Linked DNA regions of Homo sapiens: region 2 is linked to region 1. The links are chromatin contacts, found by POLR2A ChIA-PET in ENCODE. All regions are on one chromosome and are shown on one strand. The core of a region is the stretch at or near the end of the contact, and the rest is flanking DNA. Distances in the headings are between cores, read along the strand shown. Region 1 holds the start of MSL2 (MSL complex subunit 2). Region 2 holds the start of SKIL (SKI like proto-oncogene).

What was found. ChIA-PET counts read pairs that join two places held with the same protein, here RNA polymerase II (POLR2A).
Region 2: POLR2A ChIA-PET joins it to region 1 with 13 read pairs in B cell. The contact joins the promoter of SKIL here to the promoter of MSL2 in region 1. POLR2A ChIA-PET finds 5 or more read pairs at or near these places in 2 of 52 experiments (B cell and naive thymus-derived CD8-positive, alpha-beta T cell).

What each region holds. Positions count from the first base shown.
Region 1 is chr3:136,194,480-136,199,216 of GRCh38, forward strand. MSL2 (MSL complex subunit 2) reads right to left here and starts at 1,856. Exons shown (of 2, transcript NM_018133.4): 1 at 493-1,856. The coding sequence starts at 634. RefSeq lists enhancers at 644-713, 764-813, 813-1,559, 864-933, 1,560-2,306 and 2 more and a silencer at 1,274-1,663.
Region 2 is chr3:170,354,852-170,359,517 of GRCh38, forward strand. SKIL (SKI like proto-oncogene) reads left to right here and starts at 2,864. Exons shown (of 7, transcript NM_005414.5): 1 at 2,864-2,912. RefSeq lists an enhancer at 1,437-1,536 and silencers at 1,817-2,716, 2,877-3,106, 3,157-3,286, 3,377-3,446.

The DNA.
Region 1 (4,737 bases), core at 606-3,105:
GGGCAAAGTTCCGCGCCGGGTTCTCCAGCTGTGGGTTCATCAGCTTAGCCCACCACTCCCACGTAACACCAGTTTGGGGAAATGCAAACACGCCACATGTGCCCACATGTGCATGTTTTGATCATGTTTAACCACTTTTAACCGCCGTAGGTACGTAATCAGCTCCCGCGGCAAAGGTTTAAGAAAAAAAAAAAAAAAGCCTTGTGCATGCATCTTACCCCCACTTAAACCACCACCACCAGATGAACCGAGGCGAATTAAACCATTTTGAACGTTAACGCCGCTGCACAAAGCGGTATGAAAGGGTTCTCTGCCTTTCTGAAACGCCGGGCAAAAGTCCCTCAGCAAGTTTCAAAACTAATGACCGTACAGCGCTGCACAAATAACAAAAGCTTAATACCAACCACCAGGCCGTCAACCCGCTCACGTTACCACTGCCCAGAAGGCTTTTAAAAACAAGCATTGAAAAGGGAACAATAAAAAGCGTCTCACCGCAAACACAGCACGAAAGGGACTGTCGGAAGTAAGGCAAGAGCCTGTTAATCTCAGTAAACGCCTTGGGGTCTCCGGGGTCGTAGTTGAGCACTAGGCGGCTCGCGGAAATGTAGAGAGCAGTAGCATTCACGGGGTTCATTGCAGACACTTCGACACCAATGGCTCCCGGTTGAAAAGAAATTCCGGATCCAACTTAGTAAGCAGCCAGGGAACGATGGCGAATTTGCAACAATTCGGAAGAAATCAGAGCCGAACCATTGGCCAAACAAGTAACCAAAATCCGTGCAAGTTTGTGGAGCTGAAACAATCCTCCCACACATGGGGCCTTGGCGCCCCTCCGTCCCTGAGACTTCCAGACCAAAAATATGAGAGAGAAACCAGCGTTCGAGTTCGTCCGGAGCGACCACAGAGCGCAGAACGCGGCGGCTTGGGCGCTCGGGGCGGGACTCGGAGCTCAGTCTAGCCCCGCGGCTCGGCAGGCGGCCTGCACTCGAGCTCCATCTCCGGACACGGAGGCGCCTCCTCAAGTCGAGCTGGCAGGCGCGGGAGCAGGCCCCGGCCCCGTCTGAGGCGCGGCACGCTTCTCCCGGGCTGCAGGGCCTCTTACTCCATCCCAGTACAGGGCGCGGAGGCGGCGGCGACGGCAAGGACGACGGTCGGGCAGCGGCTTCCCGGATCTAGTGCAAGACGCCGCGGCGGCGACGAAGGTTGATGTTGCGGCTGGCGGACGCCGCCGCCGCGCTCTCCATATCGGACGCGGGGCCCAGACTGCGCCCTGGCTCTCCGCCCCGTGGGTTGCAGCCCGCAGTTCCCCGAGGTGGCGAGGCGGGCGGGAGTCCTCAACCCGGAGGGGAAGGCCGGGGAGGAAGTGCGCGGGCCGCCGCCGGCGGGCGGGAGGGGGCGGGGGGCAAGCCCGGCCGGGCCGCGGCGGCGCCCCTCGCGCCTCAGTCGCACACTCCGGGGTCACCAGACTCAAGCGCCGCCCCCTCACTGCCCGGCCATTTTTTCGGCGCCACACACACAGACGACTCCTCCGCCGAGCACGACGGCCGCCGCCGCCCTCAGCACTCCCCGGCCGCGGAAGGCAAGCGCTCACACCGCCAGGCCCCGCCGCCGCCCAGCGCACACAGCAAGGCCCCGCCGCAGGCCCCTCCCCCGTGCCTCGCCGCCCTCACCCCGACTCCACGCGCCACTCCAGCTCGGTAGGGCCCGGGCTGCTGCGGCCTTAATGGATCCCGCGGGCTGTGTGGCGCCTCAGGCCTCTGCTGGCGGCGACGACGACCGTTACCCCAACGGGCAAAGCCACTGTCATCCCCGAGACTCCCCCGCCGCCGTCGTCGCTAGCGCTCGCACGCATGCGCAGAGCACACTCTCACCCCTCCCCCCTTTCCTCTCCCTTCGCTTCCCTTTTCCCTTGCTTCTCCTCTAACAACCCCCTCCACAGCCTCCCAGAGCTACCGGCTCACTCCACGCATGCGCAAGCTGCTACCTAGCTCCGCCGCCTTTCGCCCTTCCGCGTGCGCTTTGACCGCCCACCCAGAAAACCGGATAAACACATCAGCCTGCTCGCGCCAGTCCCTCACCGCTGCCAACCCACCCTGGGCTCACTGCGCATGCCTGGCTCTCCACTTCGACTCTCAGAATGGAGCATGCTCTCTGCGAGCCGACAGCTCTCTTCGCCCCTCCCCCACGTGCTCTCAAATTCCCTCTCCCAGGCATGTGGGCTGTGGTGAAACATTCGTTAGCTGGCACATCCTTCCCCAGTGTGGGCTGCAGGCTTCCCGCATTACACTGCTTCTGTGCCCGCCAACGCCGGGGCCCGACTTGGTAGCGCCATGTGGCGCTCTGCACTGGCCTGAACGCGGCCTCTCGTCCTGACTGACCGCGGTGTGAGGAAATAGCCGCGCCAGGCCCCAAGCCCCGCCCTCGCGGCCTTTCTCCTGGAACCGCTCATCCCGACCGCGGAAAGGGCGCAGCCTCGGCTGGCTGGCAGGCTCTCGCCGAGCCGGGAAGGCTGCAGTAGTCAACGTGGCTGCGCGCCCAGCAGGCGTGCGGACGGCTTTTGCCGGGTCGGGGCCGCGTTCCGCACCTCTCTGCGGTGGTTCGCAGTCAGAGGGCTCTAAGGCCCTGGCAGGCTGTATGTAAGCGTGGAGGCTCGAACCCACTGCCCCCTCCTACCCGTCGGACCCGCGCTGTTCCCACGGCCTCTGGCCCTTGGACTCGTGCGGCCTCACCTTCATGGGTGCCGATCAGGACTTCACCGAGCTCTCACCGGAACAGAGTCCTGTTTTAAAAACAAAACGAACTCCTTTTTTTTTTTTTTGAAAGACCTAGCTTTTTTAAAAGACCTAGCTCTTCTGTGTGAACAGATGTCTTGAAGAATGCGTGATCTTGCTCTAGAACAAACCCAAATCCTTGCAAATGTTTTGTTTTTTAAAACAAGCTTTTGCCTTTTGTTTTTGCAGGAGATCAAGGGCACTGGGATATAAATAAACAAAAGCCTGACTTAGTAGATGACTTCCCTCCCATCTCAAAGTACAAAACCTTTTTTTGAGTAGCACAAATAGTAACAGGCCATAGGAAGCATTTCTTATCTCTGTACACACCAAAGCTCCTCAGCATAATTTTTCATGCACAGTAGGTACTCTATACGTTTGCAAAGTGAAAATTATGATGCGTGTAAATCTATTGTGGCACATGTTACATATGTACACAGGCACGTATATGGAACATGTAAATGTGGTACGTGTTAGTTACAAGCTGCCACTTGAGGTGAGTAGGAATAGTTAAGATATCAAGGGAACACATATAATCTCGATTTATAATTTCTATTACCATTTGAAGACAGGTTTTTTTTTCACAAGACCTACCATATTATCAACACTTAAATATTAAGCAGTAAGAATATAACTTCCTAATTTTGATTAGCTGTGCAAACTGTATTTGGTTGTCTTATACGTGGAAAATGACAAATATTCTAAAAGCCACTCTCATTTTTAAAAGCTCTCTTTTTTTTTTTTTTTTTGCATAAGAGATCTTTTCTAAGCTCTCCTTCAAATAAAATTGTTACACGGTTCTATTTTTACTCCAGACTCTAAGGTCTTCTCCCACAACACAGAGGTGGTTCTCCCCAAAAGGAGCAACACAGAGTAAAATAATCAGCACTGTTTTCCGTTAAGACAATAAATTAGCAGTCACCCTAAGCAAGTGATTACTTGCAGGGCATTAACCTTGCTAATTTTCTCATAACTGGATTTTTACAAATGTCTTCAGATGTGTACACCCCAAATTAAGATTAATTCTGTTGATCATTCGTGTGCATGGACGTGAGAGAGAAAACGTGTGTTAAGCCAGTTCTTTTTTAGCTTCTGAAATTGGTTGCAACTGGTAATAAGAGTATTGTACTTAGAGGCAAAGAATCTTGAGGTATATTCTCTTCTAATATTTATTGGCTTGCTTGAGCCTTGCCTAAAAGGGAAACAAATGAATTGTTTACAGAAAATGAAGTGCTTCAGCAAAGAAACTATCAACAGGGTAAACAGACAACCTACAGAATAGGAGAAAATGTCTGCAAATTATGCATCCAACAAAGGTCCAACATTCAGAATCTATAAGGAACTTAAAAAAATCAACAAGCAAAAAACAACCCCATTAAAAAATGGGCAATGGACATGAACAGACACTTCTCAAAAGAAGACATAGGCCAGGTGCGGTGGCTTATGCCTGTAATCCCAACACTTTGGGAGGCCTAGGCAGGCAGATCACCTGAGGTCAAGAGGGCGAGACCAACCTGATCAACATGGTGAAACCGCATGTCTACTAAAAATACAAAAAAATTAGCCAGAAGTGGTGGCAGGTGCCTGTAATCCCAGCTACTCCAGAGGCTGAGGCAAGAGAATTGCTTGAACCTGGGAGGCAAAGGTTGCAGCGAGCCGAGATCGAGCCACTGCACTCTAGCATGGGCGACAGAGCAAGTGCCAAAAAAAAAAAAAAAAAAAAAAAAGAGACATACAAGCAGCCAATGAATGTATGAAAAAAATGCTTGGCCGGGCGTGATGGCTCACGCCTGTAATCCCATCACTTTGGGAGGCTGAGGTGGGCAGATCACAAGGTCAGGAGATCCAGACCATCCTGGCTAACAAGGTGAAACCCTTTCTCTACTAAAAAATACAAAAAAAAAAAAAAATAGCCAGGCGTGGTAGCACGTGCCTTCAGCTACTCGGGAGGCTGAAGCAGGAGAAT
Region 2 (4,666 bases), core at 1,614-4,113, about 34 Mb after region 1:
CCATAATTAACGAAGAAGACATTCTAGACTACCTAGTACCAGTTAATTTGGATCTTGTATCTGTACTATTTAATGGAAGAAGATGAAACAATAGGTAGTCCCCACCCCCAATCATTTGAAATTCTCATGCGCAGACAAGCACACTCTCATGGTGGTCTTGCTCAACTCCTGCTGGCAGCCAAGAAGGTGAGGTGGGAGGTCATGCAAAATCCACCTAATAACTACATAACTATTTGTTGACCAATCCTTTAATTGACTTTTCGACACTGATGAAGACCATGAGCCTGTGGAATTACAAAATTCATTACCTCGCAGTGCTTATTTTTTCTAAGGCCTGCATTTTCTGTGTCTGTGCAATTCTGTATTTGGAATAAAGAACCATTATCATTTGTGTTCAATGTCGTATGATACATACAATCAATTTTACTGATAACTTCTGAAAATCCTTAAGTAGGCCTGCAAAAATGTGCCTTCCTGTGAGCCTCCCCATCTGCCTCAGATCTATGTATAAATGGACCCCGTTCAGTTTCACTTGCTTTCAAACGCGTACCTTTGAGGTTTGGGAATTCAAGGACAAAATGATTTTAATTTGATGCATTTTGTACTTTGACCAATAAGGGAAAAATAAATGCCCTCAAATTTGATTGGTTCTAGTCATATTTGCCGGTCACTATTTGTCAAACCATTGCACTTAAAATCACAGGCATGAAAGATCTCTCAAAAACAGATTTCTGAGGAATGCAAATCAACAGAACGGGGAGGCGGATTAATGTGTTTGATTTCTCAAAAGTCTATTTACTGTCCAATTTATCTTCGTCCTTGGACATGCTAGCAAGTAATTATTCTTATGGCTGGTAAAATGACTGCTAAACATTTATTAATAATTGCAGTTTTGGAATTACTTTTTTATTAACCAGTCATGTTGGTTTCTAAAAATTGTTACTTCTGGCTAGACACAGGAGCCAGGTGCTGAGAGTTGACCTGGTGCCAAGTTTCAGGACTGTCCAGTCTTCACATCAGATCTTCAGCTAGGCCTTCTGAATATTCTCACAGTTAGAAAATCTATCCCCCTAGACTCGCAGATGCTGTTTTTCCCCCACTGGCTCTGCACAGAACATCATTATCTTTGCCACGCTTCTGTCTCTATGGCAATAACAGATGGAAAGTGCTGTGGAATTATTCATGTTCAGGAAAGGAGGCAGTCAAGAAGGAAGAAAAGGTGGGGGGGCGGGGTGGAGAGGGGGCACGACCTGGGAGCTCGGCGGTGGAGGCCTAAGGAAGGGAACTTGGGTGGGGGTGCGGGGAGTGGTGGGGATTGAGAGGCTTGTGAGCCTTTCGGAGGCCTGTTGTGAGGAAAAAAAAAATAAAAAGTACGAGCACAAGAGTATTTCCAGCCGGCCGACTGCAAATGTGGGCCCCCACAGGAACAACCCGAAGCAGTAAAACTAGAAGAAATTGGACGAAAATGGGGGGGAAAAAAGGGACAAAGCTCGAGTCTCCTGAATTTTGTGCACTGCTACTCGGTGGACTATTTCAGTTCCTGATCTTGTGGTGGGGTGGAGAAAAGGGGATTTCTTGGTGTTTCGAAATGTGACGGAGCAGCTCTGCAGAGTTCAATATGCTAATCGGCTACCCTGGGAACCAGGAAGACCACCCTACACGCCTCAGAGGGTCACAGCCGGAAAGCTCTTGAGTCCTATCTTCCCTACCTCGTCTCGTCCCTCTCCAAAAAAACACACACACAAAAAAACACCCTCAGTAAACACTGTAAAAACCTTTAATTTATAGCTCCCTTCTGGAACCGAGAGAGCAGCCTGGTGGGGTGGAGGCAGGAGGCTGGGGAGTAGGGACAGAAATGTTTGCTCTCGGTTTTGCCGGAACTTTGGCCACCCCTCCCGCCCGGCCCGATGGCGGATGGAGGTCAGCCAGGGGAAGGCGTCTGGGTGGAGGCCGCCCGGGCGAGGCCGGGGCCGCCGGGGCGGGGCGGAGCGCCGGCAGCTGGCTGGGCGGCCCTCGGGCAGGAGGCCCCGCGGGGGCGAGGGGCAGCCCAGGAGGGAGGTCCCGCGGGGGCGGGGAGCAGAGCCGGCCCCGGGGGCCCTGCAGGGCGGCCGCCGCCCGGCTGCCTCCGGGGCGGGGCGGCCCAGCTGCGGCCCCGCAGGGGGAGGGTCGCCCGTGCCTGACCTCGGGCGGCGGCACTCTGCCGGGCGGGCACTGCCTCCGCCCTGCCGGCTGCTGGGGTCGCGCACAGTGCACCGCGCGGCTGCCCTGCCCCCTCTTCCCCGCTGCGCGGCGTCCGAGCGGCCAGGGCGCCCCCGCGTCTGGCCCATCACCACAGAGCGGCGGGTGGGGCGGGGGCGGGGCGGTGGCCCCAGACAGCCGGCTGGGCGACTAGAGGAAGGAAGGAGGGAGGGCGGCGGTGAGGGTGGGGTGGGGAGGGAACATCCTGTCTGCGCCGGGTGCACCGCAGACAGCGCCGCGCGCCAGCTTCCCAGACGGCGCGCGGGGCCAGAAGCGCCGGGCGCGCGCCTGGGGGGAGGGGCACGCGCGCGAGACGACGGGGCCAGGGGGGCGCTCTGAGGAGCCACAATAGGCCAGACGGCACGCGCGTCCACGAGGGGGCCGGGAGCCGCGAAGTGGCGGCGGCGGCGACGACGCCGGCGGGCCCGCGCGCGCGGCGCCGCCGCTGGCTCCGTTCCCTTCCCCTCCCCCTCCCCGCCGCCCTCGCTCTCCCCCGGGCGGCCGGAGACGGCGGCGGCGTCTGCGGGAAGCTGTGTGTCTCCGCAGTGACGTGGGCGGGCCGAGGACTCGGTGACGTCAGAGGGCTGTGTGTAGCGATGTGTGTGGGGTTCGGAGCCGCGCCGGCACAGCCGAAGGGAGCGGGCGAGCGGCGACGGCGGCGGCGGCGGGCACAGGTGCGGCTCCGGCTTACGGCGGCGACGCGGCGGAGGCGGCGGGAGGCCAGAGGCGCTCACCCTCCTAGGAGCCCGACGGCGGCGACAGGGGCGGTGGGGAATTCACAAAGCTCGTCGAGCTTACCCGGGCACCGAGGCCCGAGTAGGGGGTTTGGATGCGCGGGTCCCGGGTGGGGTCGGGGCCAGAGGGGGTCGCTAGGCGGGTGTTCCACGGCTGATCACGCTTCGTTGGCCCCAGGCGGTGGGCGCCGGCAGGGCAGGGCGCTGTAGTTGACGGGAGCCGCGGGGACCCCGGAGACCCGGACGCCCGTCACCGCCCCCCTCCCCCAGTCCAGCAGCGCTCCGCGGGGATGCCCTGGTCTCGACCCGGTCCGTCAGCCCCCGGCGGCGCAGGGATCCGCGCCCGGCGCCTAAACTGCCCTGGTGTCCTCTTCGTTCTGGCCCGGGGCTGGCGCGGGGAGGTGCAGCATTAGGGGCGCTGAGGTGACACCCGAGAACTTCCCAGGGAGAGGGTGCGCGGGGGGGTGGATTTCCACAGTCCTTCCCGCGGCCCCCGCGGGGGGGCGGTGTTGGGAGGGCACTTGGGGTTATCCCAGGCTCGCCGGTGGGGGTGGGGGGACTCCTCCCTTTACTTCCCTCCACCCCCTTGCACACCCACCCCCAGGCTTCCCGTGTCCCTTGTTCTCCCTCTCTCCGGGTTAGAGATAGGTGGGTGGCTTTGAGTGGGCGGAGGACTTCAGGGTTTTAGGGGCTCCCCCATTCTAGGTCATGCCTCTTGCTCTCTTCCTTGGCCTGTGTTGAGTAAGGTGTGTTCCTGTGGTGGACGAAAGTCTGTACGATGGTTGGTGGCATTGGTCCTTAATCCTTTGGGTCTGTTTTAAGGTAAAGTGCTGAGAGTTTGGGAAGCAAAAATTTCTATTTATTGGATTTCTTTTGGCTTTTCTCTCAAGAAGGAAGTGGAAAAAGAGTCTTTTCTTTTTCCCTCTTCCTCCATTTGCATTCTTTGTGAGGTTTGTCTGCCTTGTGCTTTTTGTCCCGGATTAGTCTTGTTGAAGGATGGAGATTCCCAGGCGTGGAGTCTATAGCTTTTGGCTTCCATTAAGTAAAATCGCTAACCTTTTTTTAAGAGAAAGTTAATTTTTGCCTGCAGTCATTCCAGAAAAATAGTGTACACGGACTAGCTGAATTAATCCACTTAAAATTGTAACTTAGTTACATATGGTAGATATGTTAACTCCTATCTGATTTTTTTGGATGAAACTGTTGTTTTGTTTTTAAATAGGAGATGAAGTAATGGATTTTTTTCCCTCCCTTAAAATGGCATAGCTGAGAAAGCCCCGGTACTACTAATTGAGATGATCTGCTTAAGAGTCTTCATATTCTGAACTCGAAAGGCCTTTTATGTTATATTATTGCTCGCTTTACGCAACTCCAAATTGCTTTCCTATTTAAATGAATGTTCTTCTAGTAAACTGGTGTTAGATTTAAAGAAATCACTCAAGCTTCACCTTGGTAAACTGAACTCAGTTTAAGATTAAGAAACTGATTTCGGCCGGGTGCGGTGGCTCACGCCTGTAATTCCAGCACTTTGGGAGGCCCGGGCGGGCGGATCACCTGAGGTCAGGAGTTCAAGACCAGCCTGACTAATATGGTGAAACCCCGTTTCTACTAAAAATACAAAAAAATTAGCCGGGTGTCGTGGCTTGTGCCTGTAGTCCCAGCTACTCCGGAGTCTGAGACAGGAAAATTGCTTG